Regions from separate parts of the Homo sapiens genome. Here region 1 is linked to region 2. Evidence: read pairs that join two places in POLR2A ChIA-PET (ENCODE). Cell type or tissue: MCF 10A. All regions are shown on one strand. Each heading gives the region's core, and the rest is flanking DNA. Links, peaks and the distances in the headings are about the cores only.

What was found. ChIA-PET counts read pairs that join two places held together with the same protein. Peaks named below come from ENCODE experiments on the same cell type or tissue, not always from the same donor. Only the 100,000 strongest peaks of a DNase experiment are listed, where the experiment ranks them.
Region 1: POLR2A ChIA-PET joins it to region 2 with 6 read pairs; 1 of 35 experiments calls an interaction of 5 or more read pairs at or near these places.

Annotation. Positions count from the first base shown.
Region 1 is chr5:1,768,554-1,776,887 of GRCh38, forward strand. No RefSeq gene overlaps it. Among named protein-coding and RNA genes, the nearest start is that of MRPL36, 27 kb to the right of the region's middle. RefSeq lists enhancers at 66-774, 775-1,481, 3,171-3,670. In MCF 10A, for the core only: a CTCF peak has its summit at 4,319; a DNase peak (open chromatin) is centred at 4,348.
Region 2 is chr5:1,933,239-1,941,572 of GRCh38, forward strand. It overlaps LOC124901165 (keratin-associated protein 5-5-like), which reads left to right. Exons shown (of 5, transcript XM_047418003.1): 2 at 571-747; 3 at 6,532-6,703. It overlaps LOC105374618 (a long non-coding RNA gene), which reads left to right. Exons shown (of 13, transcript NR_171679.1): 2 at 571-747. Among named protein-coding and RNA genes, the nearest start is that of CTD-2194D22.4, 50 kb to the left of the region's middle. In MCF 10A, for the core only: no CTCF peak of the experiment used is centred there; a DNase peak (open chromatin) is centred at 3,373.

The DNA of each region.
Region 1 (8,334 bases), core at 198-8,197, 160 kb before region 2:
CGTCCAGGCGGAGTGGAGCCCACAGATGCTGGCGGGGGGATGAGCTCACAGACACCCTCGTTGTCATGGAGGCTGTGGGGTGTGTGGGTGGGGTTGAGGGGCTCCTGCCATCCCTTTGCTGCTAGCCAGGCCTTGATGAGGGGAGGGGAGCTGACTTCCTAGAGATCGCACCACGTGCCTTCCACCATTTCTGAACAACCCGCTGATGAGGCCCAGCCCCGGTGGTCATAAGAAATTGGTGCCTGGCGAGACGCCAGTGATGTCCCACGCGATCACTTGGCAGAACCCACCACACCACTGGACCTCACCGCTGGGCCGCACCGCTGGACCGCACCGCTGGACCGCACCGCTGGACCTCACCGCTGGACCTCACCACAGGACCGCACCGCTGGACCTCACCGCTGGACCTCACCACAGGACCGCACCGCTGGACCTCACCGCTGGACCGCACCGCTGGACCTCACCACAGGACCGCACCGCTGGACCTCACCGCTGGACCTCACCACAGGACCGCACCGCTGGACCTCACCGCTGGACCTCACCACAGGACCGCACCGCTGGACCGCACCGCTGGACCGCACCGCTGGACCGCACGGCAGGACCGTACCGCTGGACCTCACCACAGGACCTCACCACAGGACCTCACCGCTGGGCCGCACCGCAGGACCGCACCGCTGGACCGCACCACCGTCCTGGCAGGTGAGCGTGGAGCCTGGCGCTCCCTGGCGACGACCCTGGTCAGACTTCCAGGAGCGCCCCTGCGGGTAAAGTCACATGTACGCTCTGTTCTGGGCTCAGCAACCGAGTCGTAGGAGAGACGGAGTGGCCTGGGGCCAGGTCCTGAGTCCGAGGAGCAGCTGTCTGGGCTCTCCCTTGGCCACGAAGCAGCTCACACCGAGGGCAGGAGCAGAGGCCTCCCGGCCCCGGGCGGAACCCCGCAGGAGGGCCTCCCTGAGGCCAACGTCTCTGGCGCCACCTCCCGCAGTGTTCGCTGGAGCCCGCGGCCATGCAGGGCCACACGGACCCGGGGGCTGCGCAGAACTGGGGCCCTCGTGCACCGTGGGTGGGAATGGAACGTGGCGCCGCTGCTGTGGAAAACCAAAGGGCAACTCCTCAGAAAGTTAACACAGAATCTCTATAGGGCCCAGCAATCCCACCTCCAGGCCTATCCACAAAAGAATCGAAAACAGGGGCTCCAAGAAGTACGAGTACACACATGCGCATAGAAACCGCATGCGCAGCAGCCGAGAGGCAGAAGCAGCCCAGACGTCCCCTTGACGGCTGAGTGCATAATGGGGCCTCCATAGAAGGGAATATGTTTCCGCCACAGCAAGGGACGCCGCACTGACACGGGGAACCGCACGGGTGAACCTCGAGACACCGTGCTCAGTGGGGTTCGCCAGACACAGAAGGCCACAGAGCGCACAATTCCTTTTACATGTAATATCCAGAACCGGTAATTCCGCAGTGACAGGGGGCTGCCTGGGGCTGGGAGAAAGGAACGGGAATGACTGCTCATGGGTGCGGGGCTTCCTTTTGGGGTGATGAAGCTGCCCTGAAGTGTCCAGAGGTGGCAGCTGCCCACTGCGAGTGTGATAAATGCCATCGAGTTGCTCACTCTAAAAGGGTTAATTTTGTGTTGTGTGAATTTCACCTCAGTTTTAAAAAGAAGAGGACTCTGCCCGGTCTCCCGAGGCCACCATGACCCCTGGAGGTATAAAATGTGCGTGCAAAGGGCTCACCCAAGCTCTGCCCTTCTGGGGCGAGCACAGCCCCGGCCAGCAAGCACCATGCGCTTTGGATGCTTCGGAGGCTCCCCATGGAGTGTTTTCCAGACACTTTTAATGTATTCAAGTTTTATTTTACAGAAAAGTGGTGGTTATGTGTGGGCCCAGGGGCTGAGACACTGCTTGCTTGTTTTATTTTTCCTTGTTTTGAGGCACGTCGTCTGGTTTTTCTAAGGAGCACTGAGAAGGGCTGGAAACCTGAATTCACATAACCCCCACCTCGCCGGGTGGTGCCTGTGTGGCAGCAGCAGCCGCTGTGACAGCAAGCACTGGTGGCAGAAAACCTGGACGGCTTCCTAGAGAAAGGTGAAAGTCAGGGCATGACACCCTGGCTGTGTCCTGAGGCACATCCAGCAGCCTCTCCTTTCTCCAGGCTTCTGGGGATGCCTGTTTTGTGAACACAAGTTCCCTTCACTGTCCATAGTGCAGGTTTCTGAAAAGCTGTGGGAAAAATCTTCTACATGTACATTTAAATATCAGATGGAGGAGACCTCAGTGTGTAATCAAACCTATCCTTTGTGGAAAAGAAAGAATTCATTTGTGAAACAAATCACCAGTCCCAAAGCATCGGCTCCATGACGCTGGCATTTTCTCTGCCACTCACTATGATTTTGACCTTGGACTTCACCTCCTCAAGCTTCAGTTTCTTTGTGGCTTGTTCCATAGTTTGTTCTCATGTGTAACTGTCTGGGGGAGAGGGGAGCTCCTCGGAAGGGGGAGATGTACTTTAGATGGTTGATGGTGAAAGAAAAGGAGAAAGTAGCTGATGATGATGCACTACTGACCCAGGGTGTTATCAAAGAGTCGGAAGGAAACAGAGCCCCAAAGTTGCCATTTATTAAATACATTGAACTTTACTATAGCAAATAAGAGGGTGCTCTTGACCTATAAAACAGGGATCATAATTTTCATCTCACAGTGTTTAGTGGGGATGATATGAGATCATGGAGCAATGACGAGTACACTCACATTTTTGTGGACATTCCGGTTGGTGTGGACTAGCTCATCCAAGTCGACAACTGAATTCTATGCCTGTTGTTTACAGTGCAGAATAACAATGTGCACCATGTAAATGTAAGGTGACACTGCAGTCATTACAGGATGTGATTGATCAAGATTCATCCAGCTGCTTAGGAAAGCAGGGGCAGCCCCATAGGAGGTCCCCTTGGCAGGGCTGGGAGCTCTGTCAGCAGCAGGACAGGTTATGGATCACAAGAGACTGGCCCAGGATCAGAAGGACCTCATGGGGCACATCCAGGCCAAGCACCCGGCTCAGATCTCAGCCATGTGAGGGCTCAGCTTTCAGGGAGGGCTCGCGGGGGTGAGGCAGGAGTGCAGGTGAGTCCTGAGAGCTGCCGCACAGCGCCGAGGTTGTAGTAGGAGGAGCTGCAGGATGCATGCTCTCAGGCTTGTCACCGAATCAAACCAGGTCCGTCTGCCGGCACACAGTGGAAAGCCGAACACCGAAGCACTGGGTTTTGCAGCAAGAAAGATTTTTTGCGAGTCGACTGGCCAGGAGACAGGAGGAAGTGCCCAGATCTGCCTCCCCGAGCTGGGGTTGGACCAGGTCTTCCAAGTATGCACTAATGAGCTGTGCTGCCATGGGGCTGATGCTGGGGCTCCACTGATTGGATCCTGGATCCTCATTCGGTCCCCGTTCCCCAGCCCCAGCACTTAGGTTCCCCCATGTTGCACACGTGGGTTGTCTGGGCATGCTCAGGTTATATGACCTTCAGCCTGGGGGTCCACGGCAACTGAAGAACAAGTCACAACTCCATTACACGGATGTTGAACCAGATTGGCCAGATGTGGCTATAAGCTGGGCATGGTGAATCCTGCCTCAGCCAGAATTATGTGCAAAGTTGGAAATGAATGTGTTGCCATGGGCTGAGCCCACGTGGCTGCCGGGTTCTGGGGGACGTGGACCCATTTTGTGTACGTGGCTCATGCATCTTGCCAAAAGGTTCACTGGTGTGGTTTATCCTCAGCACATGTCCAGGGAGGCCAAGTGCAGTCACTCCACAGTGCTTTTCTGAGCCTGCAGAGCCATTGCCACACCCGGGAGGCCTGGACACCCGCAGCCCTCATCAAATCAGTTCTCACACCTGGGCCTTCATTATTCTCAGTCTGTGTCCCATGTGCCACACAGGTGGGTTGCTGGGAGTTCAGCTGCAGACACTCCCGGGTGCAGTGTTCAATATGAGTGAGGGAAACTGAAAAAGGAAATGAAGAAGGGGAAGGAGTAGCTTCTGGGACCTGTTGGATAATGACTGTCCCTTAGATCCAAATCTGTCCACATATCCTCTATAAAAGCACAAAGAAAGCAAACAAAACCACCCCCAACCAAACAGAACACAGAGAACAAATAACACAAACTTCAACTGACACATAAAAGATGAAACAAACATTTGAACCCATCAGAGCTGGCGAGGGGGCCCACAGCAGAGCAGAGTGAGTTGGAGTGTGCTTGGAAGACAGGAGGGTTTGCAGTGCCCACGTGTAGGAGGAAACCCATGACATTCACCAGAGGAGACGTCTGCTCCCCGAGAGAGGGAGACAAAGAGGAGGTCTAAGGCAGATCAGAAAGCTGTGCTGGGAGCTGAAAGGACGATGCTTGGAATATGCACAGGACCCATGGATGCAATCCTGTGGACAACTGTCTGGGGAGAGGAAAGCTTCTTGGAAGGGGGAGATGCCGCTTTGATAAGGGCGCTACTGACCCAGGGTGTTATCGAAGAATCAGAAAGAAACAGGCCCCCAAAGTTGTCATTTATCAAACAAATTGGACTTTACTGTAGCCGATAAGAGGGTGCTCTTAAACTAAAAAATGGAGTAAAACACCCAGACTCCCTGCACAAGGCATCAGCTACCACTGGTTCAGGAAAATCTGACACAAATAATCCTGAACAAAATAAGAAATCAGCGTCCAGCCATAAAAATTGACTATAAGAGAGCCAAAATTGAGAATAAGAATAGAAATTTCAGCAGGAGAAAAACCTACCTCAAAAAATCCTCAAAGCTAATGAAAAGTGTACCACAACCCTCCAAGATAAACAAGCAATTGCAGATTTAAAAGGTCATCACAAATCAGAGGCTCAAAAACTCAGAATACAAATAGATAAATACTGGAAGGTATAAAATTACAGCTAGCAACATTCAAGTAAGAAACTGAAGAAAAAGACAGAAATCATAACAGAAAGTAAGGACAAATTATGGGGTGCCCAAGGGAAAACATATATAACCAAAAGCACAGTAAGAGACTTAGAGAACAGAAATAAGAAGATACAAATAAGAAATTAAAATGAAAATAAAGGAAATTAAAAATATGAGAAAATAATAAATATAAAAGCCTGTCAAAGAATATACAACACAGATGCAACTGGAGTAAATGAAGACTAAATTAACACAATGGAACAGAACTGATATTTAAAACTATAATTCTGGCCAGGAATAGTGGCTCATGCCTGTAATCCCAGCACTTTGGGAGGCCGAGGCGGGCGGATCACCTAAGGTCAGGAGTTTGAGACTAGCCTGGCCAACATGGTGAAACATTGTCTCTACTAAAAATATAAAAATAGCTGGGCATGGTGGCGTGCACCTGTAATCCCAGCTACTCGGGAGGCTGAGGCAGGAGAATAGCTTAAACCAGGGAGGAGGAGGTTGCAGTGAGCCGGGATTGTGCCACTGCACTCCAGCCTGGGAGACAGAGTGAGACCTCATCTCAAGGAAACAAAAGCAAACAAACACTATAATTCCATACCTATAATCTCAGCACTTTGGGAGGCTGAGGTGGGAGGATCCCTTGAGTTCAGGAGTCTGAGACCAGCCTGGGCAACATGGTGAAATCCTGTCTCTAAAAAAAATATAGAAATTAGCCAGGTGTGGTGGTGCACATCTGTGGTCCCAGCTATTTGGGAGGGCTGAGATGGGAGGATGGCTTGAGCCCAGGAGGCAGAGGTTGCAGTGAGCCAAGATTGCACCACTGCACTGCAGTCTGAATGACAAAGCCAGACCCAGTAGATATATATATATTTTTTATATACTTTGTTGATGAGATCAGATTCATGGGAACTTGCGGACAGTGATGGGAAAAGGTGTCGGGAGCCTGTGTCACACCTGGGGCCCATCGAAGTGACCGAACAGCACTCCAAAGGCATGAGCACTTCTCAGTATGGAAATAATTCCTCAGTTTCCAAAAAATCCACATTTGTTTTTCTATGAATGGTGGGATTTTATTTAATTATATTTTATTGTTCAACCCTGTCTGTGTTTTGTAAGTTTTCTGAATTTAATTCTACCTATTGAAAGATGCCCATCATATACTCAAGAAAATCAACTTGGAACATTGAAATCAAATACAAAAATTGTGGGATGGAGCTAAAGCAGTCCTTAAGGAGAAATTGATTAATGCCTATATTAGACATGAAGAAAAAGTTTAAATCAATTATCTTTGCTTCCACCTTAGGGAGCTAGTTAAAAAAGAAAAAAATTAAGGTCAAGGTAGGCAGGAAAAAAAAGAAATAATAAAAACAGAAGGAAATTTAATGAAATATAAAACAACGGAGAAAATTTACAAACCCAAAATTTGTTATTTGTAAAGATTAAGGCCGGGTGCAATGGGTCACACCTGTAATCCCAGCACTCTGGGAGTCTGAGGTGGGCAGATTGCTTGAGCTCAGGAGTTCAAGACCAACCTTGGCAACATGGCGAAATTTCGTCTCTACAAAAAATACAAAAATTAGCTGGGCATGGTGGTTTGAACACCTGTAGAAGGAAGCTACTTGGGAGGCTGAGGTGGGAGAATCACTTGAACCCAGGAGGCGGAGGTTGCAGTGAGCCAAGATTATGCCACTGCACTTCAGCCTAAGCAACAGAATGAGACTCTTTCTCAAGGAAAAAAACAAAAGATTAATAAAATTGAAAATCCCTTAACAAGACTGATTATTTAAAAAAAAAAAAGGCAAGACAAATCATCAATGTCAGGAACCAGGAAGGGGCATCACAACAGGTCCTGCAGACACGCAAAGGGTAATGAGTGATGACACGAACAATTTCATGCTGATGCATTCGACAGCTTAGATAAAATGGACAAATTCCCTGAGAGACACACATTACCAAAATAAACCCAGGCAAAAATAGAAAATTTAAATCGCCCTATATTTGTTAAAGATATTAATTCATAATTAAACTCCTTATAAAGAAAATTCCAGGCCCAAACAACTTCATTAGTAAATTCCATCTAGTGTGTAAGAAAGAAGTAACATCTATTCTATATAAACTCATAAACTAGAGGAGGAACTATCATTTCCTAAAGTATTTTATGACGTTACTATAACCAGAATTCAAAAACCAGACAAAGGCATTATAAGGTCAGAAATTGACAGACCAATAGCCTTCATAAGCATAGATGCAAAAATCACTAACAAAACATAAGCATATCAAATTCAGCAATAAGTAACAAGAATAAGATATCATGATTAAGTTGGACCACTTAATCATGATTCTAGAAAATTCCAGAAATGCAACATCTGTTTAACATAAGAGAATAAATCAATGTAGTTCACCAAATTAACTAAAGAAGAAAAATTATATTGTCATTTCAATAGATGCAAATCAATTATTTGAGAAAATATAACACCGTTTTATAACTTAAAAACTCTTAGCAAATGTTGGTAGAAAATAGTTGGTAAATTTTTCAACCTGATAAAGAGCTCTTACCGCTTCTTCTCAGTATAGTACAAGAGGTACTAGCCACTGCAGTAAGACATGAATGGGAAATGGAAGTCATATTAATCCAAAATAAAGAAGTAAAAGTGCTGAGGGAAAGAAGCTGAATGCCAACTAGTTTATACTGAATTATTCCATTTACATGAAAGTCTTGAACAGGTAAGACTAAACTTTGTTGTTGTTGGTTGTTTGTTGTTGACGAGATCAGATTCATGGGAACATGTGGGCAGTGATGGGAAAAGGTGTCGGGAGCCTGCGTCACACCTGGGGCCTGTTGAAGTGACTGAACAGCACTCCGAAGGCATGAGCACGTCCCTGTATGGAAATCATTTCTCAGTTTCCAAGAATATCCACATTGGTTTTTCTACAAATGGTGGGATTTTATTTAATCATATTTTATTGTTCAATCCTTTTTTTATTTGTAAGTTTTCTGAAATGACTATGTATTACATTGGTAAATCAAAATATTAACTAATCCAATGTAGTCCAAACAGTAAAAATACGACCTAAAATTATCTCAAGGTATAAATGCTTAGCAAAGAGTGATGTAGGGCCTAGCTCTCTTCTGAGCTATTTGATGAGCTCTTTCTAGAAGATGTTCTTACAATGAACTTGGGTAACAGAAGAAAGGATTCATAATCATAATGAAGGCCTGGGGCTGGGAGGGCATCTGGTCAATAAGAAATTGGCCCCTAAACCTCGAAGGTCCAGGCCCGAGGTTGGTCAGTTACTCCTCTCAGGTCAGCCTTGGAGGCAGCTGCCTTGTATTGGCTTCTTGACTCTTTGTTCTTCCTCTTCTCCATGTGTTTTGGGTCACAGT
Region 2 (8,334 bases), core at 51-8,050:
TGGTCCACTCTTAGCCTGGTTCAAATAAAATCCATCTCCATTGACTGGCATTCCCACCATTGTATCTGTCTACTAGAATATTTCCCAGTTTCATTCACATGTAGTCTCTGGCCAGGAGAATTCTTGGTTGTAGATTCTTTGTACCATTAATACTTTTGCTCAATTTTCCTTATAACAAAAAAAACTAGAACACTTTCTGTGAACTCTCCCAGAAATACCTGCTTGGGGCTTTGATCCTCTTCTGAAGGCCGCTCTGGCTAGGTTTTTCTCTGATACCAAATGACTCCCTCATCCCCTGTGGGACAATTTCCATGCAGGTGGGGCCCCAGGACATCAGCCTGGATGGATGACTCAGATTTTCCCTTTTATCTTTCATCCCTCCCTTAAGACGACTGGAGCCTTATTAGAGCTCAAGCTCTCCCCTACTAAGTTATGAATTGAATTAATAATTATCATGAGTTACTACGGTGGTATCCAGCTTGTGGAGAAAAAAGTTTATAAATGCTGAAAACATTGTAGGTGCAAAAGTGGTTTGTTTTTAAAACCACCTTCTCTTCTTTAAACATGCAGATTTCCTCTGCAGAGGCCCGGAGTTACCAGCAAGGTCTGACGCAGCAGAGTGCAGAAACGGCCTCCCTGTCTGTCAAAGTGGCCTCCCGAGGACACCCAGCGAGGCCACCAGATCATCACGTGGAGTATCGGTGGCCTTATTAAAACAAAAACAACAACTCCACAGCCCGGCGAGCGGTATGTGTGCCCAAGTACATAGGTGATTAGAACAGAAAGGCCTGGGCTGGTCATCCAAGCTCTTCCGGTGGCCACCTCCGAGGAAGGTGGGGGTGTGAAGGAAATGACTAAGGACTTGGAGAGTTAAGACAAGCACGTGCTCCCAGGTGGTGGGCATGGTGAGAGAAAGAACCAGGGGAGGTTTGGGGAGGGTTCAACCAAGTCAGAATGGGGCATGGTAGGCGGCTTCCAAAACGGCCCCAGTGACCCTGCGATCCCACCCTTGGGGGCTCCCTGCCTTGTGTGTGGGCTGGGCCCAGTGACGGCCTCTGGTGGACAAGATATGGCAGGAGACAGGAGGTCGCTGTGTCTGTGTCACTTCCTACAGAGGCTTAACGCCTCCTTGTATTTAGACGGCTAATATACTTGGTCTTAATCCTTTTATGCCTAGCATTCCAATAATGGAAGGTTCCAATAACGGAATGTTCTAATAATGGAACGCTAGGCATGTCGGATTTATATCCTACTGCTCAAGGTGATCACCAATGTCTGATTGCTACCTTAGGCATAAATGGTTTAATTCTACCATCTTATTGACTTATTTTTTATGTTACTATTTTCAACATTTTAATAAGAATTTAAAAATATTCAGCAAAATTGAAAGTGTTTTATAATTTTTAATAAATACCTCTAGTCTATCATGAACCTTTTACTGCACTTGCTTTGTGGCATTTCTTAGCCTCTATCTTTTTCCATGCACATCAGAGCAAATGCAGACATTGTAAACATCCCCCTAAAATCTCAGCATGCATATTGTCATCTAGAGTTCAGTATTTGTTTACATTTTTTTCCTTTGAAGGTAAATATTACATGTAACAAAATGTCAAAATCTTAATAAAACCTTCTCCGTGTTTTGACGAATGCACACCTGTGAGGCCCAAACCTTTAAAAAGACGACATAGAGGCCGTCACGCGGAGGCCGTCACCCCACAAAGCTCCCTCATGGGCCTACCCGGCCAATCCTGGCCCCCAGCCCCCAGAGGCAGCCACTCTTGTTTTCATCTGTTTTACTTTTCCATCACAATTAGCCTTGCCTGACCTAGAACATCATGTCAAATGGGGTTGTGGAGTGTAAGCATTGTGTAGACGTCTTCTGCTCAGCAGGATGTTTCTGGGATTGAGCCGTGTCACTGCGCGTGGCAGGAGCTCCCGTCTCTCCATTGCCGAGTGCAGGTCTCTCCATTGCCGAGCGCCGCTCCAGCCTAGGGGCACAGCCTGTGCTGTGGTTCATCCATCCTCCCATGCCAGACCTGGCGCTGCTGCCTGCTTTGGCTATGCTGGGGGGAGCACAGCACAGGTGGTTCATCCATCCTCCTACACCAGACCCAGGCTACTTCCCGCTTTGGCTATGCTGGAGGGAGCTGCTGTGGACATTCACATGCGGGTATGCCATGGACACATATTCACTCCTCTTGGATGACATTGCTAGAAAGGCGTGTGCTGGGCACTCAGGCGAGTGTATCCTTAACATTTTCAAAAGTTGCTGGAATTTTTTCTCCCCAATAGTTGCACCATTTCACATGCCTAGCAAATAGGTAACAATTTCAGGGGAGGAGAGAGTGAGGGGGTGGTGAGAGATTGGTCAAGGGTATGAAGCTGTGGCTGGATGGCAGGAATAAGTTCAGGTGTTCCATTCCCTAGCAGGGTGACTAGAGTTAGCAATGGTGTATTACTGCTCACTTCAAAATTGCTGGAAGACGTTTTGGAATCTTCTCATCATCAAGAGGTGATTAGTGTTTAGGATGATAGATATACTGATTTCCTTGATGTGGTCATTACATGATTTATACACATGCGGAATCATCATGCCGTACTCTGTAACGTGTGCCTCACATCCTCAGCAACACCTGGTGTTGTGGGTCTTTTTAAGGTTTAGATATTCTGAGAGGCGTGTGGTGATTTCATACTGTGGATTTAATTGGTGTGTCCCTGATAGCTGATCATGTTACACGTTTCCTTGTGCTGACGACTGGCCATATCTTTCTCTCCTAAGTAAATGTTCAATTTTTTAAAAATTATGTTATCTTTCTAATATGCAGTTGGATGATTTCTCTATATATCCTGGAAACTAGTGCTTTGTTAGACACATGCTTTTCAGATATTTTATCTTTCTCTATGGCTTACCTATTTATGAATGATGTGTTTTAATAAACAAGTTTTACATTTTAATTATGTTCAATTTATCTATTTTTAATAGTTATTACTTTGTGTGCCCTCAGAAACCTTTGCCCAACCCTGAGTCACGCTGTTACTTTCCTTTGTTGTCTGTTTGCCACGCCTTGTTTTGGTCTCCCCAGCTTTTTCCCGTCTTCTGTTAAATTAACAGAATTTACTTTACTTCCTTTTTTTTTTCACTACTGGTTTTAATGCCAGGTCTAACCATAAGTTGGCTAAAGGTGGCCAGTATCTCTATTAATCTTCTGATTGTACAGAGACCCTGGGAATCTTCCATTCCAACTCTCTCCCCACCAAGCTATCCAATAAGCCACACTGCCCGGCCTCCTGGTGTCTCCTTGCTATGACGCCCTTCCCAGGGTCTCCCAGGTGTTTACAATGTCTTCACTCTTTTGCCTCTGACCTCTGACTCACGGGTTCAATATTTTCTCACTCAGGTGTATCCTTTCAATGAGGGCGAATTCTTTCAGGATTTTTCAGTGAGGTTTCCTGAGTCATACCTTCTCTCAGGTCTTTGAATGTGCCACTGTTTTCCCTCAGTCTGGATTGACAACTGAATTCTAAATTGACAGTTAATCTTCCCTTGGTGCTATGAGATACCCCAAGGTCTGCTGGTACCCATGGCATGGGCTAGGAGTCTGCAATCAGGCTAGCTGGTAGATGATGTTCCTTTTCTCACTGTTACTTTTGCACAAAGCAACAAGAGGTTTTTCTCCTGTAGCCATTCATTGTTTCAAAGGCATTTGAGGTCTGCTTTTCATTTTATATCAGATTTTCTTGTTTTTCATGGCACTTCATTAAATCATGTAATAAAAAAATAATAGCAGTACACAGGTTTGGAAATACAGCCAGCTGAGCTGATTCATGAACACACAATGGGTGGGGCGGAGCAGTGCGGGCATCCAGAGGTGCAGCCAGCATATGTGGGCACTGATGCTCTGTACGCCCATCAGCACACCTTGGGGTTGGATGGGAAGCGTGTGTGAGTTGGTTCTGGGCTTTAGTGGGGTTACTGGAGGGAGCGGCATAGTGCTGATTTTATAGTCTTTGTCAGACAGTTCAGTCATCTCTACTTCTGAGGGCATGCATTCTCCCCTGCTCTCAACTCCCCATCTCTCTCTCCTGTCCATTGTTGCCTGGGGACTTACCTTTGAAGAGGGGTTTTCTGCAGGAGTTCTGCCTGCTGTAGCCTGGGAAATCTTTCTCCCTACAATTTCACATTGAAGTCGGCCAGGACGTTTGCAGTTTCACTGGATTCAGACCCTTTTTGTTTTCATTTTTCATTTACATTCTAAACAAGGTGGGTGGTATTAATTCAGACACCACACCCATACATGGCCAGATCTGGGCTCCTGCAGGTTACAGGGGGATGCTTTTCCCTTGGAGAGACTCACATGGGGGTGGGGTCCCCTGATACTTCCCATCAGCACCTGGCTCTATGCAGGGGCCTCAGGACCTTTCCTGACTGGAAGCTTGTACCATCTGGCGTCCCTGTCACCTGCCTCTGTAGGCCTCAGGGCTGCAGCTGCCCGGGTTGTTGTTTTGAGTCGTGTCTTTGCTTCTGGCTCCTAGGAATGTCCCTTCCTCTCATGCTGGAACACGTATTTGCGTTGGGGGGACTACGTTTCACGAGCTGCGTGCCTGTTGGCCGTCCTGCCAGTTCAGCTTACTCTGCATAGTAACTGGAGCTTTTCTCGTCAGGGAGTTGACCTTTATGTGGCCTACCATGCACCGCACGCTTGCTCCACACTCAGGACACATGACACACACTCCATGAGGAGATACAAGCTCCTGACCTCACGTGGCTTCCTGTCTAAAGGGAGAAAATGCAATAAATTAAAGTCTAGGACTCTACCTGTTAATTAGCGATGGGCTGAGTCTACAGAAGGAAACGATCCCAAGTGCAGGTCTGGGGAGTGAACATGGAGGGTCCCGGGAATGGCGGATGCAGAGGAACCGTGGGGCAGGAGGGGTGGTGGGCACGGTGTCCATTCCAGGCAAAGAGCCAGCCCCAACTAGCACAGGGACCTCCCAAAACTTCAGCCTAGGATTTAGCAGAGCAACCTCTGCTGTGAGATCACAAGCATCGGCCACATGCGAGCTCTGGGAAGAATGTTATTAATATTTTTGTGTCTAAGGATTTAAAATTATCACGTGGATTTTTAACTTGCTAGGGCAGTGCCTATGGTATTGACACTTACATGAAGGCTCAGCCTTGACTTTAAACGGTGGAAGCGTCTCTCCTCTTGATGTGGCGGCAGGAAGTGTCTCCCACGCGAGGACTCTGTGCTAAACGTGTGACTGTCGCCCCCATTGTGAGTCTTTTGGGCTTCGCTCCCTCGATTGGATCCCGTCATTCAACAAGGGGACTTTTAAGACATCATGAAGACCTCAAATCTTCTGACGTGAAGTTAGGGAGATTATCCTAGGTGTACCTGAGCTAACCCAGGTGCCTTTAGGAGAAAGCAGAGGGGTCACCCCCGCTGGTGTTGAAGACATACCTGGCAGGGTTTTGAGAGAAGTAGACCAGGGGCAAGGGCCTGATTCCTGCCAGCACTTGGTGAACTTGGAAGAGGCTCCAGAGCTCAGATGCGACCCGACCCTGGCAGGTGCTGACTTCAGCCTGGTGAGACCCTGAGCAGAGGACTCAGTGCAGCCCCACCTGGCTCCCAAACACGGTGCTGTGAGCAGACACACGGGGGTCTTTAGCCACTGAATTTCCATGGCTTCTTACACAGCAAGATGAAGCTAGCATGGTGTCTTGGTCCCTTCAGCCTGTATGACAAGAATGCTGCAGACTGGGCAAATTATCGATGCCAGGACTCCATCCCTCACAGTTCCGGAGGTTTGGGGGGTCGATATCATGGCACTGTACACTGGGCATCTGGTGAGCCTTCCTATAAGCAGATGTGGCCCCCCTGCTGCGTCTTCCCACAGTGGAAGGGCAGACAGGCTCCCCCAGGCTTCTTCTGTAAGGGGACGAATCCATCCTTTCATGGGGGAAGGAGCACTATCTCCCCAGGTCCCCTCATCACTCTCACCTCCCCCTGGGTCTCCACATCACTCACTTCCCCCCGGGTCCCCACATCACTCTCACCTCCCCCCGGGTCTCCGCATCACTCTCACCTCCCCCTGGGGTCCCCACATCACTCTCACCTCCCCCTGGGGTCTTGGAATGGAGAGACAGGTGAGGGAGTGAGGGACTCTCTGGGGAAGTCAGCAGCTCCCTCCTCGTCAGGCTGCATGAGGCCTTGGTTCAGGGTTTGTACTTAGTGTCTTGGTGTTGGAGAGAGCCTTCCCCACTGCAGGAGGCACTCCCTGGGCAGAGACTGCACGCACAGATATGGACGCTCACATCTAGGGCCTAAAGCAGGCAGGGAGAAGATGACACCATTTTTTACAAAACACATTGTGCTTTTATTTTAACTTAATTTTAATATTACTTTTATTATAAAGTTATAAATAACTGTATTTTATTATTACAAAACTTTTTTCCCAGCTTCATGTATGATGAATAAAAATGGTGTATATGCAGGGTGTACAGCATGATGATTTGATGTCTGTCCACAGTGTGAAATCATCACCACAACCAAGCCAAGTGCATCCATCGCTCAGGCAGTCACCATGGTGTGAGTGCGGTGAGACGGCTTTGATCTGGCTCTCAGCCACTTCTGATGCTCCTGGTACCTGCAGTCACCACGCTGCACCCAGGCTTCTGTGTGTGTTCATCCCACAGCTGCAGGTTTGGACCCTTTGACCAATGCCTTTTCTTTTCCCCTGGGAATCACCATTTGGCTCTTAATGACTATGAGTTTCTACTTCTTTTTTTTAAGAGTCCATGTATAAGGAAGAGCATGGAGTGTTTGTCTTTCTGTCCGGCTTATTTCACTTAGTATAACATCCTCAAGGTTCATTCATGTTAGCGTAAATGGCAGGATTTCCTTTTTTTTTTTTTTGAGACGTAGTCTTGCTCTTATTGCCCAGGCTGGAGTGCAGTGGCATGATCTCGGCTCACTGCAACCTCTGGCTCCTGGGTTCAAGTGATTCTCCTGCCTCAGCCTCCCTAGTAGCTGGGATTACAGGCGCATGCCACCTTGCCTGGATAATTTTTTTTTTTTTTTTTGATAGAGACGAAGTTTCACCATGTTGGTCAGGCTGGTCTTGAACTCCTGACCTCAAGTGATCCACCCTCCTCGGCCTCCCAAAGTGTTGAGATTACAGGCATGAGTCACCACGCCTGGCCAGGACTCCCTTCTTTTTAAAGGCTGGTCATATTCCGCTGTGTGTGTCTGTGTCCTGCTTTTTAAAGGCTGGTCGTATTCCGCTGTGTGTGTCTGTGTCCTGCTTTTTAAAGGCTTGGTAGTATTCCATTGTGTGTGTCTGTGTAACATCTTCGTGTGTGCACCATATTTTCTTTATACACCCAGTTGCTGGCAGACTTGTACGTTGTTTCCACATCTTGGCTATTGTGAGTGACCGTGCAATAAATGTGGAAGTGCAGGTATTTCTTGGAGACAGCGATTTTATTTCCTTTGAATATATACCCAGTAGTGGGATTGTGATCTCATACGCTAGCTCTATTTCTAATTTTTTGAGAAAACTACAGACTGTTTTCCATAATGGCTGTATTAATTCATTTTCCCGCCAACAGGGTACAAGGGCTCCCTTTTCCCCACATCCTCACCAACACGTGGTCTTTTGACTTTTTGATAACAGCCATTCTAACAGGTGTGAGGTGATCTCTCCTGGTGGTTTTGGTGTGCATTTCCTTGATGATTATTTAAGGTGAGCACTTTTTCATCTGACTTTTGGACGTTTGTTTATTTTCTTTGGAAAAATTTCTTTTTTTTTTTTTTTGAGACGGAGTCTCGCTCTGTCGCCCAGGCTGGACTGCGGACTGCAGTGGCGCAATCTCGGCTCACTGCAAGCTCCACTTCCCGGGTTCACGCCATTCTCCTGCCTCAGCCTCCCGAGTAGCTGGGACTACAGGCGCCCGCCACCGCGCCCGGCTAATTTTTTGTATTTTTAGTAGAGACGGGGTTTCACCCTGTTAGCCAGGATGGTCTCGATCTCCTGACCTCATGATCCACCCGCCTCGGCCTCCCAAAGTGCTGGGATTACAGGCGTGAGCCACCGCGCCCGGAAAAATTTCTATTCAAGTTCTTTGTCCATTTAATCAGGTTGTCTGTTGTATACTGTGGAGTGGTTTGAGTTCCTTATATACTCTGGAACTACATGATACGCATAGGTATTTTCCACACCTGATAGTGCATATGAATTCATTTGTAAACACAAAGAATGGTCGTAGAACTTTAAAACAGGATGGACAATGCTGTTTGCAACATTTTTATTTAGCGAGTATTTGGAAATGGG